Regions from separate parts of the Homo sapiens genome. Here region 1 is linked to region 2. A link is an interaction called in ENCODE POLR2A ChIA-PET data of the cell type or tissue named here. Cell type or tissue: CD4-positive, alpha-beta T cell. All regions are shown on one strand. Links, peaks and the distances in the headings refer to the core of each region. The heading gives the core; the rest is flanking DNA.

Region 1 (6,272 bases), core at 1-5,000, 120 kb after region 2:
ATGCTGGTGGAAGACATGAGACTCATGGATCAGAGACAAAGGACAGTTTATTACACAATAGTAGCAGCCAGAGTATTAGGGTTTTGTGCCAATTCTCCAAGCCATGGTCTCCATAAGGCAGCACAAAGAGGGCCCTAGGTGATACCTGCTCACACAGAGTGGACTGTGTTCCAAAAGAGGAATCCTGAGCTTAAGGAATAGGAATCTTTTATAATGGACAGTAAGCATGCCTACCCTTTGCTCCAGAGGAAGATATTGGATTTTCCAAAGCTGTTCACCAGGCAAGCATCCTTATAAGGATAGTTCAGACAAAGGCAGTCAGTGTCTCTCTTTGCAAGACACACAGAAATGTGAGGGGCCCTCAGAAAATTGTCTCCCAAAACTCAATAGCTGTATAATCTCAGGCAAAATTACACTTATCCTTTCTGAGTCTCAGTTTCCTCATCTGTAAAGTAGGAGTAATGCCCATTTGCCATGTGGTTGGAAACAATAAATGAAATATCAGTATAGTCTTCCAAGCACAGTTCCTGGCACGCAACAGATACTCAAGAAATATCGATTACTTCTTCCTGCCACCTCTTCCCTCAACTAATGCCAGTTTAGTGAAGACTTTACTCCAGGCAAATCTATACTCATACCAACTCTTATGTAGATCCATTACAATCACACTCATATGAAAACCTTACATCACTATTTTGTTTCAAGATAGCAGCCCACCAGGTGCATAGAATCTAAGCCTGTCTTGATCCCATCACACTTGATCAATTTCAGCCCAACGACTCATCATTAAACAATTCAAAAATCCCAAATCCTCCAGCTCAGGGGCTCTCAGGCTTTGTGGCATGTTTAAATCACCAGAGGAGCTTTTAAAAAATGCCACTGCATCCAATACCAATTAAATCATACTCTCTGGGGGTGGGACTCAGGTTCCAATCATTTAAAACATTCTCCAGGTGAGTCCAATATACAGCCAGGGCCCAGCGCTCTAGCTCTTACTCAGACAACTAGCAGAGTCTGCGTGTGTGAATTTGCAATGCTTAAGCTGTTTCAGTTGAGTAATTGGGCCAACTCTAAAAAGGTCATCAGGCATCTGTAGGTACTTCACGGAGCCCAGGAAGGAGCTGTGGCCTGGGGAGGGGGAGTGGGCACAGAGAAGAAATTGAAAGTGGGGGAAGGTGGTCCATGCTCTAATAGAAGACAGGAGACAGCCCCCTTGTCCTTTGGAATTCCAGCATGGCCTGAGAATAGGGTCTATATACCCTGGGTACTCAATTAATGCTTTCAAATGGTCTCAGGCTTTCCAGCTCCTCCCCCCAGGCATCAAGCATTCTGCATGCACACTTCGGGTTGAAAATAGCTCCAGTCCTTGCCTTGCTCCCTGGCAGACTAGATTATAGGATTAACTCTTCACCTCCCAGCTGGGCTATGGGAATCCTCTTGCCTCTTTTCCTTAGGTATGAACGATCAATAATATAGATTTTCTCACTTTCTTCTTCCATCTTTGGAAGCTGTTCTTAGGCAGTTACCTTTGTTTTGCTGGCAGATCCAGAAGGAGAAACTAAGGCCTGCGTGGCCCTGGGGAGGGGTCGTGCTCCCTGATGACTGCCCTGTGGTTATGTGACATCCGCTGATCTGCTTGCTGGGGAGCTACTCTGTCCTTCCTCCTTTCTGGTAGGGAAAGTAAAGGTGCAGCAAAGGGGCTCCAGGGCCCCCAAAGTCAGGATTTCAAATTTGCTTTCTGCTACTGTGCAGTCCCCTTCACTCATAAACATGCAAATCACCCAGGTAATTGAGCCACCTGAAGTCCAAGTGAGCCTAATTTGTCTAACGAATTCAGGCTGCACAGCAAATTACCTGAAACTCAAGTGAAAGTGGGCTTTTCAGACTGGAGAGAGCCTGCCCGAGCCTTTGTTTCCAAACGGTTGCTGCATTTTCCTCATGGTGCCTGGCTGGAACAAAAGGGACCACAAACACCAAGGGAGGCTGGGGGAGCTGCTTTTGTCGGTCGCTGAAATAGCCGCCACGTTGCTAGCTGAGGCTAGTTTTGAAAGCCACTTGGCACTGGGGCTTCCTGCAGAACCCATGCTGCGATGAGGGAGCCCTGGAGCCTTATTTTTGCAGGAATGTGGGGCCTGAGCTGACTAGGGTGTGCCTTCGGGTCATAGTTCTTGGAAGGTGCAGGGCTGACTGGGGAAAATGGTGCACAGGGGAAACTGAGTCCAGCACACACTGGCACACTTCTCTTCATGACTCGATGGCTTTTAAAATCATAGCTGTTCAGGCAGGAGTGTGGAGCCTGCATAGGTGCCTGGGGAAGGAGTTGGAGGAACTTTTTCTGCCTTCTCTAGCTGAGCCTGGCGATGTCCAAGCAGGAGTGGTGAGGGATGGCTGCAGAGTCAGATCTCCCCACTCCATTCCCACCCCACCCCTACCCTGGGTTTTCATTATGTATCAGGGATGATGGCACAAAAACAAGATCTTTGTTCCTCCCCTCCTCCTGGGCACCTGCTGCTGTCATCCTACCCACCTGAAGGCTCACAGGCCACCACCAGTGACATCACAGGGCCGTCGCCACGGAAACGGGCAGTGAGGTCAGACAGCAGGGGCTTGATGGCTTCAGGCAGGGAAGGAGGGGAGCCAAGACCGAGGGGGCCAGGGTTTCAGGAATGGAGCTTGCTAGGGATTAGAGCAGACACAGCGAGAAGGAAAATGTAGCCAGTGAGCTTCCCTGAATCAGGAGAGGGCCAGGTTCCCGCTCGAAGGCCCTATCAATTAGTCACTCACTGCATGAACCACACCCGCCCAGCGCCAGCCTCCAAAACCTGATTGCCATTCGGGGGCTGGTTCTACTTGTAATTTGCTGGCTCAAAGGTCGGAATGGATTCCTAAGGAAAACGGATTTCCTGGTAGCCATTCCTTGGGGACTGAGCTCCTGAAATCAATTGGCCCAAATTTCAGCACAAATCAAGCCTTTAAATTCCCATTGAGGGTGGGAGTGGCTCACTAGGGGGATGGAGAAAAAAGAACAGCCAGAGGCTGGGGAGAGCTGGCAGAGAGGCCAGGATCTGTATGTCCAGAGGGTCAGGGGCCAGCAGGTGGGGAAGAGGGGGAGGGACAGGGGGAGCCGCTGGCGCCCTAGGAGGCAAGGAGAGAGGGCACTCTATAAATCACCAGCGCCTTTTTAAAAATGGAGTTTAACCTCCCCTAGCTTTGCTTTTGATTTTATTAGCGGTTTCATTTCCTTGGGTAATAATTCATTATCTCATTCCCAGCCTGGGGAACGGTGCCGGCCCAGAAGTGGCATTTACCTTCCTCACCTTAAAGTGATGCTTTTTTAGCTCTGTCATCTTCAGATCACTCTCAGCCCTGGCCCTGTTATCCGGCTGCAGCTCCACGTGGCCCCCCCCAAGACCTCACAGCTCCTAGGCACTGGCTGACCATGTGAATGAAGGGTGGCCCAGCTGACCTGGCCGCCCTTCCCTCCCCTCGCCAGTGCTCCAGCGTCTGCTTCTCCGACGCTATTTGCACCAGAACTGTCTTTGGGGCCCCAGCTTCTCTCTGTTGTGAAGCGAGACAGCTGGCAGGCTGCGGTGAGATAGAGCCGTTCTGCTGGAGCCGAGATAACTGCTCCTGGGAGGGAACCCAGTGGAGGATTGAAGGGTCCACATGTGTCAGCTTAACTGGAGGATCTGAAAAAGCTATTTCAATCTCGTCCCCAAGTGGGAAATTGGCAGATGCCCTTCTGTGGAATGAAAGTTTCCTCTTCCTCTCCATCCTCTCTGCCAAGGAAGAAAGCTTGATTAACGAGGGTGTGACAATGTTTTTCACAAGGAATAAGTCCTCCCAAATCCATTCTGGAGTCACAGAAAAGATCCCCTCCTGATGGGAAGTATGGCAGGCTGGAGATGAGGATGCAGTGCTCTCCCCATCACTGGCCAGCATCCGTTCCTGCGGTGCCCCCTGTCCATCATCCCCCCGTCCCACCCCTACCATGTTGCAGATGCTGGGCACTAGGTGTATCCATGAACAAAGCCATCGTTGACCCTTCCTCCTGGAACTGACAGTCCAGTGGCCTGTTCCTGCTCTCTGGTAAATGACCTGGAGCGTGTGTGGAGTGCGAGGAGCAAGCGGCATCTCCTTTGGTGGTCTAGTTCTCTAACGGCTGAATGAACGGCCGGTGTTTATCCTCTAATGAGTTTTCCATCTCTTCTTCTCCTCACAGGAGGTCAGCGTCATTACAATCACTTTGTTCTACACACGGGTACAGGTGTCCCACAGTGGAGCTCAAGTCGCATGTTAGAATCTCCTGGTGCCCAAGCCTGGACCATTATATCGGAATCTCTGGGGTGGAACCCAGTGTCAGTGTGGAAGGCCCCCAGGGGATTCCCACATGCCCACAGCCCTACACCCTTGCTACTCAAGTGTAGCCTGGGAGGCAGCATCATTTGGGATCTTGTTAGAAATGCTGGATCTGGGTCTTACTCCAGACCTGAGGAGCTGGAATCTGCATTTTAACCAGATCGCCAGGGGACAGCTGAGTATCCTTCCTCATAGGCACTGAAATCCCCTGAAGGAGCCACCCGGTAGAGCTGTGGTCCTGTCACCTCTTCCCTCTGCTCCCTCAGCCTCGCTGTACTGTACATGGGGGGTCACAAGTCCCCAGCATAGGAAAGGAAGCCACTCCTTTCTCCCAGGTTAGTTGTCAACCTGCTGGAGCTCAACCCTGCAGAGAAAGGAACTGGAGACAGGGGAAGGGAGGAGACGCGGGGACCTCAGATCCAGCATGCAAATCACATGCAAATCAGCATCCTGGAGGCTCTTTGCATTTGGGCTGGGGAGAGTCTTGGAACCCTGCAGTGAGGTTAAGAAGTGGCGGTAAGGTTGGGGTTCGCCAGCGCTCTGCATCCTCTCTCCAGGCCAACAGTTCTGCTGGCTCAGGCCTGGCTCATGCAGCGTCTATCTCCGGGCTCCCAGGCAGATGAAAGGCTGTGAGGAGTGGCACCTGGTGGGCCCCCTCCCAGCTCCCCTTCCCCGTGCCCAGCTCCTCTCAGCCAAAGCCTCCACTCCTGACCTCCTTCTTTCATGCCAGCAGCTAGGCCTGAACTCTGGGGCTCCTGGCACCTCCTGCTTTTGTGTCTTATTTGTCAAAATTGTGGCATGTGTCAAGGGCTTAATGCGGAGTGTTTCCTCCTGATTGGCGCTGTTCCCCTGTTAATGGGCAGCACCTGTTTTCCAGGCTGTGGGAGAAAGTGCAGGGAATGGAGGAGAGGTGGAGAGACAGCCCAGCTCATTCCGCTGGGGTGGGGGTCTCAAACTATGGGGGTGCCACTCACGAGCCACAGGCAGCTTGCCCAGACTGAGCTCTGGGTGTCCTCTTTGTGGCCCTAGAGAGCCACGTACTGGGCAGGAGCTGTGGCTCAAGGTGCAGCCCCTCTGGGTCTCCTAATTCAGTGGATTTCTGGCATCTCCACAATAAACATCAGACACGTGCAGACCTCTGATCACCTAGGAGAAACCTTTTCCCAAGGGCTCCTTCCTCCTCTGCAGGTTCCCCTGGTACTGTTTCTATCCCAAAACTAGGTTCAAAAAGCAATGGAAAAGTAGACAACTGAAACTGACACCCAGAGGTCAGAGTTCAAGTCGCAGGACTTCAGGAGAGTCACGTAGCTTCTCTGAGCATTGGTAACTTCGGTGGAAAATGGGCAGAATGAGGCCCATTTTGCTGCTTTCTGGTGAAAATAAAATGAAATATGCGAACGCTCCTAATACAGTGGTGGGCACATTGTAGGTGCTCAAATATGTGTTCATTTCTAGATGGATGCCAATACAATCTGAGTAGTAAATTAGTCCAGTGGTTCTCAAAGTGTGGTCCCTGGACCAGCAGCAGCATCTGGGAACTTGTTAGAAATGCACATTCTCAGGCCCCGCCCCAGACCTGCACAATCAGAAGCTCTGGAAGGGGCCCAGCAGGCTGTGCTCCAGCAAGCCCTCCAGGTGACGCTGTTGCATGCTTAAGTTTGAGAACCAAGGGTGTGGACGCTAAATGTTACAGGTAATACGGCATGAGTCTCTGTGCCCTTCCTTTGAAGTCACATCGATTTGGTGGGAAAATGATACATGGAATGAGCAGAGCAGCTGGCACTTACATGGCATGTACCATGGGCCCATGTGTGAGGTGCTCTTGCATTAACACACTTAATCGTCACAACCACCCTGAGTGCTAGGTGCTGGTGTTGTGCCCATTTTATAGAGGAGGAAACTGAGGCACACAG
Region 2 (7,108 bases), core at 1,696-6,695:
CTGCCAGATCATTTTCAATGCACACACATACAAACTGTAGATATAGTTATTTATTTTACAAAAATAGAATAATAAAATAGTGTTCGGAGACCTTCCTCTATTACTTAAAGGACCTCTGACAAGTCTCTCTCATTCTTTTTAATAGCTGTATAGTATTCCAGGGTATGTACATGCTATTTATTTATTTATTTTTGAGATAGGGTCTTACTCTGTCATCCAGGCTGGTGTGCAGTAGCATGATCACAGTTCACTGCAGCCTCAACCTCCTGGGTTCAAGCAATCCTCCCACCTCAGCCTTCCAAGTAGCTGAGCCTACAAGTGTGCACCACCACACCTGGCTGATTTTTTTTTTTTTTTTGATAGAGAAGGTCTCACTACATTGTCCAGGCTGATCTCAAACTCCTGGGCTTAAAGTGATCCTCTTGCCTTGGCTTCTCAAAGTGCTGGGATTACAGGTGTGAGCCACCATGCCTGGCCTGGATGTGCTGTACTTTAACTACATCCCTCATAGACACTTAGACTGGCTCGAATTTTGTTAGTATAACTGAAAGGAACTTCTTTGTATGTAACATCTTTGTGCATATATGGTGATACTGATATTTCTGTGGGGTACATGCCTAGCAGTGGAACTGGTCAAGGTTCATGCCCACCCTTCATGTTTAATGCATATTGCCAAACTCGTCTCTGAAAAGAGTGGACAGCCTGAGAATGTCTCTCTCCCCACACCCTCACCAACCCTGGCTGGTATCAATCTTGTAAACTTTTTGCCAATCTGATGGGGAAAGAATAATACCTTGTCTGAAATTATGTTTTATTACAAATGAGATAGAAATAGTTTTAGTTATTTATTGGCAATATGCATGTATTTTTTGGTGAACTGCCTGTTGGTATAATTTGACTGTTTTCTCTGTCAGCTTGTGATTGCTTTCTTATTGAATATGGCACGGCTTTATATATTATGGCTATAAACTCTTTTGTCATATCTATCCCAAATTTTCCTAAATTCATCATGGGTCTAGCTCTTCGACAATCCCATTAAAAACCCAGAACTATGGGTCTTAATTCATTCTCCAGGCATTTACTGTCTCTTTGTTTATTTACTTTATTTTTATTTATTTATTTATTTATTTATTTATTTATTTATTTATTTATTTATTTTGAGATGGAGTCTTGCTATGTTGCCCAGGCTGGAGCGCAATGGTGTGATCTTGGCTCACTGCAACCTCCACCTCCCGGGTTCCAGCGATTCACCCACTCCAGCCTCCCAAATAACTGGGATTACAAGAGACCACCACCACGCCTGGCTAATTTTTGTATTTTTAGTAGGGACGGGGTTATGCCATGTTGGCCAGGCTGGTCTTGAACTCCTGACCTCAGGTGATCTGCCCGCCTCAGCCTCGCAAAGTGCTGGAATTGCAGGCGTGAGCCACCACGCCCAGCATGTCTCTTTGTTGAAACACTGTAGTTGGACGATGGAAACCTTGGAACTATGTGGATAAGGAAGGCATGAGGAACTCACTCTCCCAACTCATTTGCACCCCTACCAGCAGCCCTAGAGGACTTGAATTTCTTTCTGAAATTTGCTCTGGGGCTTTTAGGGTTGGGGGTTATAGCAAACACTTTTCATAACCTCTCTGTCCACCTGTACCTGTAGCCTCAACCTCCTGGGTTCAAGCAATCTTCCCACCTGTACCTGTCTGTGCTGGCAGCCTTCTACCTCAAGCACCTGGGGTTCTCTGATGTTTTGCTTCTGATCATTCCCCAGTGCCTTAAGAGCTTGCACAGCCTGTGCAACCTATGCACTGAGCACCCTAAAGTGCTGGGAATTCAATACTGTGAATTTAATAACCCTCCGCCAAGGCAGGGCAAGTCTGAGGATAAAGGCTTCAGCTCCCCCATCCTTTGGAGGGGGACAGTCTCAAAGCATGTTCTCCATGATTCCTGAGTGGGTCCCCAGCTTCTTGGTATCCCTCTCCAAATAAGCTACCTGCAACCAAGTCCTTGTCCCAGGGTCTCCTTTGGAGAGAACCACACTAAGACAGGAGAGCAAAGCCATCTGTGAATTTCATAGTGCCTTGGTATAAACTCTGATAAAACGGTGATTTTTCCCAAGTCTCAGAGTTGGCACTGGGGTAGGCTTTACTCCTCTACATGAACGAGTCTTCCCCTGCAGACACAAGCAAGCACGCTTTGACCTCCCTTTCTGTTCTCCTGCAACCCACTGAGAAAAAGAGAAGGTTCCTGGGTAAACAGCCAAGGCTACGATTTCCCAAACTCCCAACAGGTCTCAGCACCAGGGAAGAGGGTGTGGCAGCGGGGATGAAGAGCCAGGCCTTGTGCTGACAGAGAGACCCCCAGAAAGCTGGGTCTTTTCTCAGCCAGCCATAGGAGGGACAGCACTTAGGTCAACAGGTGTCCCAGAGACACACAGCCCCCTCCTGTGAAGGCCTAACCTTAACTGGATAGCCAGAAGAGTAGAGGCTGTGGCAGTAGCTACCACATCCCAAGCCTGGGGTCCTCCAAGCAAAATTCATTCACCAGTCCTTCCTAAACAAGATTACTGGGAACCTTTCGCATGAGACAATGCAGAGGACATTCATCCATGAATTCAAACTACTGCATTATAATCAAACAGCAGCACCAGCTGGATCTCCAAGAACCACAGGCCGGAACCACTTCACCGGGAGGTCTGGAGAACAAAGACAGAGTGAAGAGTTACCAAGTGGCACTGGTTTAGGATTCCAAGTCCCGGAAAGGGGCTTCTTCTTGCACGAACTTCATTCCAAGACAAGAAACTTGGGTTACAATGATGTAGGATATCCAGCTTTGGCCAGCGTCTCGCCTGATTCCGTAGGGGTGGTGGCAGTTTCAGGGTCTAAGGTGTTTTTTCCAGGCTGTGTTTGACCGCAGCATCCAGGCTCCCTAAGCTGTAACCAGCCTGTTTTCTTCCCTCTTTATCCGCCTGGCAAGGTTCCTTTCCCTGTCCCCGCCCCCTTCCACTCCTCCCTAGCTTAGGGAACCTAAACTTCCCTTTACTTTATGATGCAGAACAGGCCAATGTTTCTTTGTCTCAATCTTCTCCCATCTAGACGGTACCCAGAGGCCAACAGGCCCATTAAGGTGTTTTCTTAAACAAAAGAACGAGTAAATCTTCCATTGCCTGCGAGTAAAAGGCTCAGAGTATGGCCAGCTTTTAAAATAACGGTTTCTGGTTTTCTCCGCAACAACACCTGTAAAGCACTTACCAGCTGCCTGGCACTGAGCCAGCCCTCGACGCGGGAAGCTCTCGCTAAGAGAAGCAGGTGGGAACTCCGAGGGGAGAGGCCGGCAGGCCGGCCTGGGGATGTGGCGCCCTGGGGTACTGGCCAGACAGGAGGCCTCTGGCACAGCCCCGGAAGACCCAATGGGGGCACACGGGGAATCAGAGGCCCTGGTCCGGTGACAGACACAGAGCCGGGAGGTGGAAAGGAGGCGCCGGATGGATCCTTGGAGTCCAACCCCTCTTTCCTTTTTCTCGGGGGACTCCAGTTGGCTTGTGGGAATCTCCTGGAAGCCTTGCCAGGAAGCCAACTTCTCTGAAGCCAAAGGAAGATCTTAGGAATCACCAGCTCCCCTGCCCAGGCCAAAGCCAGCGGTCTCCGTTGGAACTCGGGTAGGAGGAGGCTCGGGTGACCTTGAGCAGGCCACCTCTCTTCTCCTGATCTCCAGCTGGCCTGGAGCTCCCTGGCTGAGAAACTGACGGTCTGAGAAGGAAGGAAAAGGAAGCAGAGCTGGGATCCACCCTGGAGAGAAGCCGACGAGCCCCCTCAGTCCCTGCAGAACCCAGGCCACCACCGGGCGGCAAGCATCTGCCGCCTAATTGCGGACGGCAGGCGGGACCAGCAGGGCGGAGCGGGGCGGGGAGGGAGGCAGCGAGGGTGGCTGCACGCGGGGCCCAAGAATCTGCCCGCCTCTTTAATGAGGAAGTAATTCAGTTAGCTCGGATTTCCCGGTCAGCAGCTTTTATTAAATGCTGGCGCAGCCACGCCATTAGGGACATGAAGAGAAGCTCGGGAACCAGTGGAGATGGGGGGCGGGGGGAGAGCAAGCGGGAGAGCGAGGTAAGTTGTTAAGCAGGTTAGGAGCGGGGAGAACCGGCGAAATAAAGAAGAGAGAAAGCGCGCCATGGGGCGGCGAGAAGGAAACGAAGCGCAAACAGCCCAGCAAAGGCGGCGAAGGCAGGGCTGCGGGTCCGGGCGCCTCTGTTGTGTCCGCGCAGCGTAATCAGGTGCGAATGCAATCCCGCCTCCCTTGAAAGGCCCTCCTCATTCCCTCCACTCGCTGCAGAACCAAGATGTATACTAGTCACGCTGAAATAAATCATAACGCAGGTAGTCTGAGGTTCGCAGTCTCCCAGCCACGAAGTCAAAGTGATGTGCTTGGCCACAGCACTCAGCGAGGCACTGCTGGGGCCTGCCCCGCTCCTCTGGGCAAGGATGCAAGGTGAGGGATTGCCATAAAACACAAAAACCCAACATGATTGTGCAGTTGTAAGTACTTTTGTTTGTATCAACTCTCAGTGGTCATGTTAAGGCATTATTGTCCCTATATTATAGGTGAGGAAACTGGGTCAGAAGGGTAAATCAGGGTCAGCAACCTATGGTCCATGGGCTAAATGTGGCCCACCTCCTGTTCGTGTCAATAAAGTTTTATTGGCATACAGCAACACCCACTCCTTTATAGATAGTCCATGGCTGTGTTTGAGCTACAAGGGCAGAGTTGAGTAGCTATGACTGAGACTATGTGGTCCATAAAGCCTAAAGGACTTACTGTCCAGCTCTTGGCAGAGTATGTTTGCCGATCCCTGGATTAAACAGCCTGTTCAATTACAGAACCAGAAAGAGACAGACCGGGTGCCCAATCCAGCTTTATTCCTGAAGTTCTGCGACAATGGGGGGCCTTAAAAGGCCCCAAATGGGTCAGGACAAGGAGCACAGTGTACTAGGGGGAGAGAAGAGGTCAACCAGCTGGCCTGGTGCACCTCAATGCTGGATGGTGAGAGGGGAAGGTGCGGAGGACCCAGGCCATGCAGGGTGGTGTACAGGAAGCATAGTTATCTTAACTGTTCAGCAGCAGCCTTACCTGCCAGAACTCAGCCTTTTTTGGCCGGAGAGTGATGGACTAAGATCTCAGCTCTTGCAGCACCCATTCCTGGAGACTGGAGAGGGGCTCCATGAACCTGGAGCCAGCTAGACCAGGCCTGTGGGTGGAGGCTGGCAGGTTTCCCTGTATTCTCGTCCATTCCTCTTTCAGGCCAGCGGGCCTCCTCTGAACTGGACTTTGCTTCAGGCATTCCTTCAGGCTGTGTGATTAATGCTCAGTGGAAGCCTGAGAGGGCAGAGGGTGAGAGGAAGGACAACAGGGACTGCCTGCCTCCCATCCCTGATGGACGGGCAGGGCTCGCGGGCTGTGTTGGCGCTCCTGCTGGTGGTAATCACATCTGAGGAGCTTGGAACCCAGGAAATGCAATGAGCCCATCTGGAAAACTGTGGGCTGAAGCACCTCCCAGGTCGGGGAACAACTGCCCTCCTGAAACATGCAGTCTGGCAAAAGGGATAGGTTAGGGGGAGGAGGAGTCAACTCAAAAAAAAACCTCCAATGTGCTTGGCTATCCTGGCCAGTTAACTCCATACACTATTGCTAATGATGTTAGTGTATACTGTGAATAATCGTAAACTATAAAATTACGTATCATTTCATTCATTCAGGAAGTGCTGTTTGGGCACCTACCACATGCCAGGCACCGTTCTGGTCTTGGAGGACACAGTCGTGAGCAAACAAGTCCCTGACCCTGAAAATTACCTTCCAGAAAGGGAGACCAAACATCCCACTGCATCCAAATAACATATGATCTAATTTCAGGATGCAGAAGTATTAGGAAGAAACCAGGCAGGGAAGGGGCTAGAGCCAAGACCTGAGGAAAGCAAAGGAGTGATCATGCAAAAACATAAGGAAAGGTGTTCCAGGCAGAGGGAACGGTCAATGCGAAGGCCGCGAGTTTGGGAAGAGCTTGGTGTGTCTGAGGAACATGGGAAAAGAGTGGGTCGTCTGGAGGCAGTGGGAGAGGAGGTACAGAAATCAGCAGGGGACAGGTCGCGCAGAGTGTAGAGGCCATGGAAGGTCTTCGGCTATCACTGAGTCAAGAAGAAGCCCTTGGAGAAGGGAAATGGAGCTGGAGCACATAGGCAGTTTTGGAGGAGTTTTTCTATAGAGGAGCAGAAAGATGGGGTACTGGCCAGAGAGGGGAGAGGGCTGGGAAGAGATTGTTTTTCTTATTTTTAAAGAGGGAGCTGGGCGGGGCACGGTGGCTCACTCCTGTAATCCCAGCACTTTGGGAGGCTGAGGCAGGCAGATCACGAGGTCAGGAGTTCAAGACCAGCCTGACCAATATGGTGAAACCCTGTCTCTACTAAAAATACAAAAAAAATTAGCCAGATGTGGTGGTGGGCTCTAAGTAGTCCCAGCTACTCAGGAGACTGAGGCAGGAGAACTGCTTGAACCCAGGAGGCGGAGGTTGCAGTGAGCTAGGATCACACCACTACACTCCAGCCTGGGCAACAGAGCAAGACTCCATCTCAAAAAAAAAAAAAGAGGGAGCTATTAATGCGTGTTTATGGGTTGGTGAAATGGCCCAGGAGAGAGGAAGACAACAATGACGCCAAAGAGAGGGGGACAATTATAGTAGAAAGTTCTGTGTAGACAAGAAAAGCCAGGAACAGCCCACATGCTCCTGCCGTCTGTTCCAGGAACGTATCTACGTTTCCTGCTTGCATCTGTACAACGTCCCCATTTGGAGGGTGACACCACGCACTGAGATTTTTGTGGGATTATTCCCAATGATGCCTTTCTCCTGATGTAATTATGAAGAATTTTTATAAGTGTCCCAGTTTGGACAATAAATTAGGTGGTCGTTCTATCTATGAGGTAGGTAGTTTTTTTATTTTGTTTTGTTTTTTTGTTTGTTTGGAGACAGTCTCTCTCTCTTGTCCAGGCTGGAGTGCAGTGGTGCAATCTCAGCTCACTGCAACATCTGCCTCCCAGCCTTACTTGATCCTCCTGCCTCAGCCTC

The links. Peaks named below come from ENCODE experiments on the same cell type or tissue, not always from the same donor. Only the 100,000 strongest peaks of a DNase experiment are listed, where the experiment ranks them.
Region 1: POLR2A ChIA-PET joins it to region 2 with 5 read pairs; 2 of 35 experiments call an interaction of 5 or more read pairs at or near these places.

Annotation. Positions count from the first base shown.
Region 1 is chr17:73,782,954-73,789,225 of GRCh38, reverse strand. The region is part of intron 2 of LINC00469 (long intergenic non-protein coding RNA 469); the gene reads left to right. LINC02092 (long intergenic non-protein coding RNA 2092) reads right to left here and starts at 2,404. Exons shown (of 7, transcript NR_040020.1): 1 at 1,412-2,404. In CD4-positive, alpha-beta T cell, for the core only: no CTCF peak of the experiment used is centred there; no DNase peak of the experiment used is centred there; H3K27me3 peaks cover 413 bases.
Region 2 is chr17:73,899,008-73,906,115 of GRCh38, reverse strand. No RefSeq gene overlaps it. Among named protein-coding and RNA genes, the nearest start is that of LINC00469, 74 kb to the right of the region's middle. In CD4-positive, alpha-beta T cell, for the core only: no CTCF peak of the experiment used is centred there; a DNase peak (open chromatin) is centred at 3,905; H3K4me3 peaks cover 863 bases; H3K27me3 peaks cover 2,069 bases.